Regions from separate parts of the Homo sapiens genome. Here region 2 is linked to region 1. Evidence: read pairs that join two places in POLR2A ChIA-PET (ENCODE). Cell type or tissue: MCF 10A. All regions are shown on one strand.

Region 1 (5,000 bases):
CAATAGCTGCTGTCTGACACCACCCTTTAAAGTTCAAAATGGTTTCAGACACTGACAGCTGCCACACCACCCAAGGAGGCTGCGGCTCCAAGGCTGGGCAATCAGGCTACCTGCGGTGGAGTGGTGAGCCGCTGATGCCTGGGACCTGCCGCTAGACCTGAATACTGGAAGCACGCTGGTGTTCTTGCACACTCCTGTTCCATCTTCAACAATTATCTGGAGGAAGCACCACCAGGGGCCCAGCCCACAGAGGCATCTTTGGAGGGACCCTGGACAGACAATGAGCAGATATACACATGGTCTGAGCCAGTCGTGGAAAGAGCCACTGGGAAGATACCGAAGGGACACAGAGGAAGAGGTGCCCAGCTGGCTAACAGAGAGTAGAGTGGGCTGGAGGAGACTGATGGAAACCCACTGGGAAGCGGGTGCCCTAGATTATTATTAACCTCCCCAGACTAAGTAAGCAGAAGTTGGAGTCTGTCCTCTAGTAAGTTACAGCCCCAGTAAGAACCCACACAAAGCATGTAAGCATCCAGGCATCTAAAGAACTCAACATCTACCATCCAGCGTGTCCACCCACTTTCCAGGAAGTATGGTGACAGGACTGCAAAGGCAAGCACAGCATCATTCTTCTTCAAAGCCAACAGTTCCAGCCGGGCATGGTGGCTCATGCCTGTAATCCCAGAACTTTGGGAGGCTGGAGGGAGAGGACTGCTTGAGTCCAGGAGTTTGAGTGCAGCCTGGGCAACATAGTGAGACTCCCATCTCTACAAAAAATGTTAAAAATTAGCCAGGCGTGATGGCACACATCTGTGACCCCAGCTACTCAGGAGGCTGAGGCAGGAGGATCCCTTGAGCCTGGGACGTTGAGGCTGCAGTAAGCCATGACCATGCCACTGCATTCCAACTGGGGTTACAGAGCGAGACACTATCTCAAAAATTTAAAAAAAAAAAAAAAAAAAAAAGGAAAAGGAAGAAGAAATATATACATGGAGGGAGCCTACAGTGTGGGGTCAGACTCCTCACAAAGTTTCAAACATTCTGAAGCTCAGGGAGACGAAATAATTTGCCCCAAATCACACTCACTAAATATTAGCGCTGGATAGAATGCAAGCCCAGACTTCCTGAAGCCAAATCCCACATGCGCTCTCTCAGCACACAGTCTCCCGATGACTGCCTTTCTCCTTCTACTCTCTCATCCACAGCAACCCAGTGGCCAAATTTTGCTCCATTTAAAAAGGAAGGAAAGAAAGGTCCCTGTCCTCATCTGGATAAGCTTTAGTTATGTTTGTATAACATTCAGAAAAGGCCATAAAAGATCTTCACTGAGGGCTGTGCTAAGTATTAAGTGTTACTCAATAAACCACAGCATAGAGGTTGCCAACTGACGTTTAGCTATAACCTGGAAAGAGTACTGGCTGAATACATTTTTTTTTCCAATTTCAATTTCTAGGTATCATTTATATTCATCCGCCCACACCCCCCACCTCCCCCATTAGCAAGCATAAAACAAACAAAAAAAACCCCACAGAGCTACAGTTGTAAGACACAACCAGAGTAGGTGGCATATTATGATAAACAAAGATGACAATAAAACATTTTTCCAGCTGTGATAAACATATTTAAGATCTATCAGAGGCTGCCAGAGCTAAAACTGAAAACTATGAAAATTGCAAGTTGTTCATAACACAGAATTTATGTCTTAGAAGCTTTTATTTTTTAGGCAGAAGTTGTCTCACTAGGAGATCATTTCCTTACCTTTTTAAAATCTGAACTTTTAAAGCTGTGACATGTTGAGGCTGTCACACGTCCAAAGTGATTTAACAACTGGCTGAGGGAGGGACTGAGGCTGAGCACGGGCACATGGTACAGCTCAGAGGCCCAGCTGGAGAAGACAATACTGCTCAGGGCAGCCCTACTAAGCCTCCAGGAGGATCCCAAAGATCTACGCCCGCCAGGTGATTAGGACACTCACATTTCATTACGTCTCAAATACTGTGAACAAGCAATTCAATTAACAGCTGTCTCAGTGTCTTAGAGATCAGAAAAAATTAAGAAGAATGGTGAATTATGTCCCGATTTCCAAATATCCACGCCTTTGTGCCCTTTCTTGGCTTCTGAAACCATCTGTCTTCCTTTCCCAACTTAAAAAAGAAAAAACAAAAACTTTAAACAATAAACCTTGCCATCCAACTGTGACTGATGAGATGTAGTTGTGAAATGGGCTTGTCAGATGCACTTATATAAGAGGATACCGACTTGATTGCAATTCATAACATCTCTAACATCTGAAAAACTTCAACAATGATTTTCTCAATAAACAAAACTGTTGTGTATTACACTAAGCTGAGCTAAGATTACCTCATCCCTTAAAAACCAACGGCTGTAAACAAGTTGTAACACAACTGGGCAATGCCCACACAAGCAAAAGTCCCTTTGCAAAGCCCAGCAGACTTCCAGCAACTTCCTGGCCTTCCGAGCAGAAACAGCCCCAATGATGGGACTAAAGGAGGAGACCTCACAGAACTGGAGAACATCAGATCGTGAAAGACTCAGAACAGAACACTTTACTTTTAGAATCCTAAAATAAACACAGCCAGACCACTTGAGGAATCACGGAGGTGTATCCGTGAAAAGGCGCTGTATCTGCTTTTTAAGTCACACACCCAAACTCGTCAGATCTCTCTTAAAACCCTTGAGATCAACCCTATTCCACCCCTTTTGATGAACACCTACCTATGCCATGCACTTTGTCAGATCCTATGGAAACAAAGAACATGTTGCCTGCCCTTAAAGAATCCCTATAACCACAGAAAGAGAAAGGGAGAGAAACCAGTAATCTCAGCACTGTGTGATCAGAATATCTAGCAGTGCACACGAGATACACTGTGACATGGGGAGGTCACTGATATGAGGGGTTCATCAACTCTAGGGAGGGAAGTGGTGCCCCGGAGCCTGCTCCAACTTAAATGCATAGCAAGAAAAGTATAACCACTGATCACATTTGAGACCCAAATAAGACAGTAGGTATGAATTTAAAAAGCAACCCAGGCCAGGTGTGGTGGCTCATGCCTGTAATCCTAGCACTTTGGGAGGCAGAGGCGGGTGGATCACCTAATCAGGAGTTCCAGACCAGCCTGGCCAACATGGTGAAACCCCATCTCTACTAAAAATATAAAAATTAGCCAGGCATGGTGGCACGTGCCTGTAATCCCAGCTACCTGGAAGGCTGAGGCAGGAGAATTGCTGGAACTCGGAAGGCAGAGGCTGCAGTGAGCCGAGATCAGGCCACTGCACTCCAGCCTGGATGACAGAGTAAGATTCTGTCTCCAAAAAAAAAGGCAACCCAGAGAAAGATACTAGTTTCTCTGTGCCTAAGGAAAATGTAAAAACGTAGACAAGCTCTTCAATTAAACCTCCACTATTTCTAAATCGCCTACAGTATTTAAAGAGAAAGACTCCTTTTATAATTACACCTGACACTTCTCCCCATGAAAACATCTCGGAGCACAGATATGCTTCTTCAATGTGAAGGTCGGTCTCCACGGGCCCTAAAAGGAACACTAGCTCACCTTACAGGAACACCCTCAGCAAACATGAGAGGGACAGTCATCTTTCTCCTGGTACCTTCCCAGCTCCTCCTGGAAAACAACTCAGATAACCATAGGAGACCAAAGAGTCCTAATATGATTTAGGAGACGGAAGTTACTCAAAATCATTTCCAACAAGTTCACCACTGAACACTTCCTGTGACCAAATAATGGTGGCAGGTCCTGCCCTGAAGGTTCCAACGGTTCTGCTCCATCCACCCTGCTGTTCACTCATCAGTCCTGCCCCTAGAAGACCCTATGCCTGAGGACCTAAGGGTGGTGAATTCCTTCCTAATCGCTCTCCACCCTACACAGAAAATCACTAAGCTCAAAAGAAAAAGTGTAAGGGCCCCATCCACATTCCAAATTGATTTCACATGACCCAACAGAAATCATAGCATTTCTCCCCTCCACCCACCCATCCTGAAGAGTGACCATCTCCTTGGTCACACATAGCAAACAAAAATTCAGATGACACCAGGGACAGACCCTAAATTCAAGTATTAGCCTGATGCAGGTCTAAAGCAGAGATATTAACAGATTTTTTGACTCAAACCAACTGAACCAGACTCACCTTTACTAACTAATACACAGGGTAAAATTCCACTGAGTTTTTATGAAAGCCATGTCACAACTCCCCCAAGAATAGCCTTGAGGGTGGAGCATGAGCCCCCGACAGGGATGGCAACCAACCACCCCAGGCAGGAGGGTCTGCTGCCTCCATCCCTGCAGCCAGGAAGCATCAGATGCCATCCAAGCTGTCTTCTATGGCTCACATATCCAGCAAATTACAGCACTCCCCAAACTTAGAGGTTTATCCTTGAACTACTCCTTGGAATGAACCCAAATAGGTAAGCATTTTCTCCTCCATAAGGCTACCCATTACCTGCACCCATTGCACGAGACTGCAATCAATGAAAACCTCCTGATAACTATCAGAATAGCTGGTGGTGAATGCAAAGACACAAGCAGAGAAGCAAGAACTGAACAACGAGGTGTATGTCATGCGCCAGGTAGACATGCGAAACAAGGTGCAGGCAGAAAGTAGTGCAGCCGCCCTCAAGATGTCACAATCGATCAGCAAAGCAGACTTGTAAAGACACAGAATCCTAACATAACCAAAGTGCTACAGAGGCTTAAAGAAGCAGAGTTACGTATCACTTAATGACAGGGATGCATTCTAAGAAATGCACAGTTAGGTGATTTCATCATTGTGTGATCAGAGTATACTTACACCTCAATGGTATAGCCTACTACACACCTAGGCTATACAGTATAGCCTATTACTCCTAGGCTACCAACCTGCAAACCTGTAGTGCATTACTGCACTGAATACTGCAGGCAGTTGTAACACCATGGTAAGTATGTGTGTATTTAAACATACCTAAACATAGAAAAGGTACAATAAAA
Region 2 (5,000 bases), 72 kb before region 1:
TATTTCAGGAGAAAAATACAGATTTTCAAATTGTTAGGCACCGGTAGCTTTGAAAATAACACACTTTTCAAATTAGCAAAGGACTTGTTCAATTAACATGGGAATTGAGAATAACAGAAAGTAAAATAAATGGCAACCATTGAATAAGATGAAAGCAATAAAGCAAAATGTATGCATTATCACAGTAAAGAAAGACAAGGCAGAACGTCCCTATTAGAGAACAAAAATGTCTCAATGGGTTTTAAAAGTCCAGCTCTATTTAAAAACAAACAATTGAACAAGAGTATACCAAGCAAAGTCAAGTAAAAAGAAAGCAAAGCTGGCAATAGTAAAATCAAACCAAGAACTCAAGGCCATTAAGCATTAAACTGGACAGAGAGGGATATTACATGTGATAAATATGTAATCCCTGAAAAATAAAAAAATTACACATATTGATGCATCAAGCAAAACGGCAGATAAATACACTAAGCATTTCTCTTGGAAATATGAAAAGTTTAAAAATTATAAAAGGGGCCCGGTGTGGTGGCTCACACCTGTAATCCCAGCACTTTGGGAGGCCAAGGCAGGCAGATCATTTGAGGTCAGGAGTTTGAGACCAGCCTGGCCAATATAGTGAGACCTCATCTCTACTAAAAATATGAAAATTAGCCAGGTGCAGTGGCATGTGCCTATAATCCCAGCTACTCAGGAGGCTGAGGCAGGAGAACCACTTGAATCCAGGAGACAGAGGCTGCAGTGAGCCAAGATCACGCCACTGCACTACACAGCCTGGGCGACAGAGTGAAACTCTGTCTCAAAAAAAAAAATTATAAAAGGTGCATCATTAACTGTCAATTTGACAACTGAAAACATACATGAATTTGGAAGATCTGACTATAATGCAATCAGTAAGTTTGATTTACTAAATACAGAAAATAAAACCTTTGCATTTTACCAAGGGCATAATTTTTTAATGTCCACAAAGCAATTAAAACTTAATCATGTACTTGGATGCAAGTAAACGTTAATAAATCCTCTCAGATACCTCAGAGCTGCATTCATAAATCATATAAACAATATCAAAAGGTAAGCAAAAGAAAAATTCAAGGACAGACATACTTCTAAGTAATGTCAGAATCAAAGATCAAATAAATATTTTAATTACAAACCATCTAGAAAACAACAAAAAGGAGATCAACTGTCTAAAACCAAAAATACGTAACAAAAGCAATTTTCAAAGAAAATGTATAGCCTTAAATGCCATTATTTTAAGAAGACTAAAAAGCAAATGAGACAGGCATTCAACTTAATAAACTTAAAGGAATGGAAAAAGTGAATAAAAATTAAATACTGAGATGAAATTAAAAGCAGGATAAATATAAAATTAATATACCTAGTTTTTTGAAGACAATAAAATATATAAACTTCTAACAAACTTGATTAAGGGGGAAAAAAGCAAAAAAAGAGCAAAAATATGTGTTAGTAATGAGAAAGGGTTATGATTACCAGAGAAATGATAACAATATTACAAATAACTGTGCGATAAACTCAAATTGTAGATAAATTCTTTCCCAGCAAGTAGAAAATATCAAAATCCAGAGAAAAGGCTTAAAAGCTGAACAGAACAACTATAATATATTCTGAAAAACTAAAAAATTTGTTTTAAAATGTTCTGGGATGGGACTACAGGGGATGCCTATGAAGTTTTCCAGTTAATTTTACTCTAACTTAAAAAAAAAAAAAAAACAGGTTATTTCCTATATTATGTAAATGCTTCTAGATGCTGGGAAAGGGTGAAATTCTTCTTAAATTATTTAAAAAACATAATCCTAATATCAATACCTGATAGAATGCAAACAAGGAAAAAAACTAAAGACCCCTATCTGTAGGGCTTTGTAGGCTACAGTCACAATTTTTAAAAAAATATTAGCAAATCAAATAGCAACATATCCAAAGATTATCACACCATAACAAATTAGGGCTTATTCCAGGAATGCAAAGATGATTCAATATTGGGAAATCTAATCAACGTAATTTATTACACCACCAAATAAAAGCAAAAGCTCACAATTATATCATGCCAAAAAGGCATTTCATAAAATTCATCAGCCTCTTCCGATAAAAATTAAAACATGAATGAGTATACACAACTTAAATATGATAAACTATATTTACCAAAACTTAACATATTCCTTGTTAAAACACATTTTTTTATTTAAATCAGGAACAAGGCAGTAATGCCTTTTTTTTTTTTTTTTTTTTTTTTTTTTTTTTTTTGCAATGGAGTTTTGCTCTGTCATTCAGGCTGGAGTGCAGTGGCACGATGTAGGCTCACTGCAACCTCCGCCTCCTGGGTTCAAGCAATTCTCCTGCCTCAGCCTCCACTGCCACCACGCCCAGCTAATTTTTGTATTTTTAGTAGAGACAGGGTTTTGCCATGTTGGTCAGGCTGGTCTCAAACTCCTCACCTCAGGTGATCCACCCACTTCAGCCTCCCAAATTGCCGGGATTACAGGCATGAGCCACCATGCCCAGCCAGCAATACACTTTTCTATAGTACCAGCAAAGATGGATGTATACACATACACGAGTCAATTTACTGTAATCCTGTTTCATTAGTGAAACACAGAGAAAGAAAAAACAAGAAACCACATGACTGTCCATCAACAGATGATGGCTCGACTAAACTATGAATCATCCATTTTGTGAACTGCTGAAATTTTAACTCGTTTCAAACTCCGCAGCAACTGACCTAAATTGATATCCATACACCGAGAAAAAGTAAAAATGTTACGAAAGACTATATAGAGGCTATTCACTATACTAATAGCATGATCTCATTTTTATAAAAACCCAAAACTATACTGCATATATGCATATATCTTTCCTAAAGAAGATTAACGAGGACACACAATTTTCTATATATATCTTTTATTTTACACTAGCATCACTTTTTGTTTTTATTAAAGAGAATTTTAAAGAGACCAGATATACACATATATATCTGTTTCGATAACACAAAGCACCTTCTAGGCACACAATATTTAGAAAAGAAATTCTCTGCGTATTGTTTCTTGGGAAGGTAGGAAGGGTGAGCACTGCAGCAGCTATCCTCAGGTCAACCTAGGTGTGAATCCTGACCTCATTGAGTAGCAAGTTCTTTAGTCTCTAGGAGCCTCTGTTCCTTCATCTGTAAAATGGGGATAATTTCTCCCACCTCTCATTAGCCTGTTATGAGGATTTAATGTTTACACCTAACCTGCAAATCAGTCATTACTAGCGTTCTTTTATTCCAAGCTCATTCCTCTCAAAAACAAAGACAGAAAGAAGGAACCAAAACTTCCCTCCCTGTGGTTTCCAAGAGCTGCCTGGCAGTGCCTAACCATGGCTGTGCTGCTTCGGAACGCAGCAAAGGTTCAGTGGGGACTCCTGTTCAGTGTTCCTGGAGCTGCCAGCGTGAGTCAAAGGTGAGCTGAAAACGCTGGTGGTCCTCAGTTTTCATGTTGGGAGTTTATCACAACCACAACACCAACCTTCAGCTTCTCAACTGGTACTTAAAAAGCAGCAACTCACTCAAATACTCACAGGCAGATTCCTGGCAGGAGCAGGGGATTTCCTGGAGATCGCTTAAGACTCTTTTGGACAATGAGAAAAGGACAAAAAGGAAGCACTAGTAGAGCCCTCTACTTCCAAATCCTCAGGTTCCCCTCCAAGACAGAAAGGCAGAAAGAAAACATCAGGGAGAGCCACAGATACTGCAGCCTAGCTCCCTGGATTAATTAAGGCTCATTAAAAGCAGAAAAGAAAAACGAAAGGGAAAACTTGGAGACCTGGTTACCTCCCGATCCTGATACTGATCCCATTCTGTAAGCTATTATTAATAACAAAATATGAAGAAGAAAAAAATTATCAACAGGAAAGGGAGTTAAATTGTGCGTTAAATATACATTTAAATTTTCTGAAAAAGGAAAACAAGGCTTCCCTGAGAAATGAGCTGGCTGGAAGGAAGGCTGGAGCCCTGCAGTATCAAGAAGCAGATCTGTCCCAGAGGAGGGAGGGCACAGAAAATTCCTGCAACAAAGACTTTTCAAGAGTGAAAAGGAAAAAGCATCTCAGCTTAAACTGAAAGTATCCTTTCTCTGTTATAGAAGGAACTCACATACAAGAGAGACCTCCCAACTCACATCTTTGTATCTCACATTTTCCAAGATACTTGTTTCATGATCCAAATAATATCATAAAAAGTAATAAAACCATCTGTAAGAAACATTAATTCGCCATGGTTTGGCTAACAGAATTCTTCACCATCTCCTCCCAGATGATAACATTAAAAGCTAAATGAAATGAGTCAAAAGCTTCTTTTGTATAAAATCCAATTAACTTTATAAATATACTCTCAGGAGGAAAAAAAACCCACATCTCCTTGAAGAGCAGGAATTTATATCAAAATTTATATAATTATTGGCCAGGCATAGTGGCTCACATCTGTAATCCTAGCACTTTGAGAAGCCAAGGCAGGTGGATCGCTTGAGGCCAGGAGTTCGAGACAAGCCTGGGCAACATAGAATGACCCCGTCTCTACAAAAAATACAAAAAAAAAAAAAAAAAAAAAAAAGCCAGGTATGGTGGTGCATACTTGTGGTCCCAGCTATTTGGGGGGCTCAGGCGGGAGGATTGCTTGAGCAGAGGAGGTCAAGGCTGCAGTGAGCCGAGATCGTGCCACTGCACGCCAGCCTGAGACCCTCTTTATTTAAAAAAAAAAAAAGGCTGGACGTAATGGCTCACACCTGTAATCCCAGCACTTTGGGAGGCCGAGGCAGGTGATCACGAGGTCAGGAGATCAAGACCATCCTGGCTAACATGGTGAAACCCTGTCTCTACTAAATACACAAACAAATTAGGTGTGGTGGCACGTGCCTGTAGTCCTAGCTACTTGGGAGGCTGAGGCAGGAGAATCGCTTGAACCCTGGAGGCGGAGGTTGCAGTGAGCCAAGATCATGTCACTGCACTCCAGCCTG

What was found. Peaks named below come from ENCODE experiments on the same cell type or tissue, not always from the same donor. Only the 100,000 strongest peaks of a DNase experiment are listed, where the experiment ranks them.
Region 2: POLR2A ChIA-PET joins it to region 1 with 11 read pairs; 3 of 35 experiments call an interaction of 5 or more read pairs at or near these places.

The regions. Positions count from the first base shown.
Region 1 is chr15:98,680,896-98,685,895 of GRCh38, reverse strand. The region is part of intron 1 of IGF1R (insulin like growth factor 1 receptor); the gene reads right to left. Among named protein-coding and RNA genes, the nearest start is that of IRAIN, 33 kb to the right of the region's middle. In MCF 10A, no CTCF peak of the experiment used is centred here; DNase peaks (open chromatin) are centred at 1,355 and 2,415.
Region 2 is chr15:98,752,978-98,757,977 of GRCh38, reverse strand. The region is part of intron 2 of IGF1R (insulin like growth factor 1 receptor); the gene reads right to left. Among named protein-coding and RNA genes, the nearest start is that of MIR4714, 29 kb to the left of the region's middle. In MCF 10A, no CTCF peak of the experiment used is centred here; no DNase peak of the experiment used is centred here.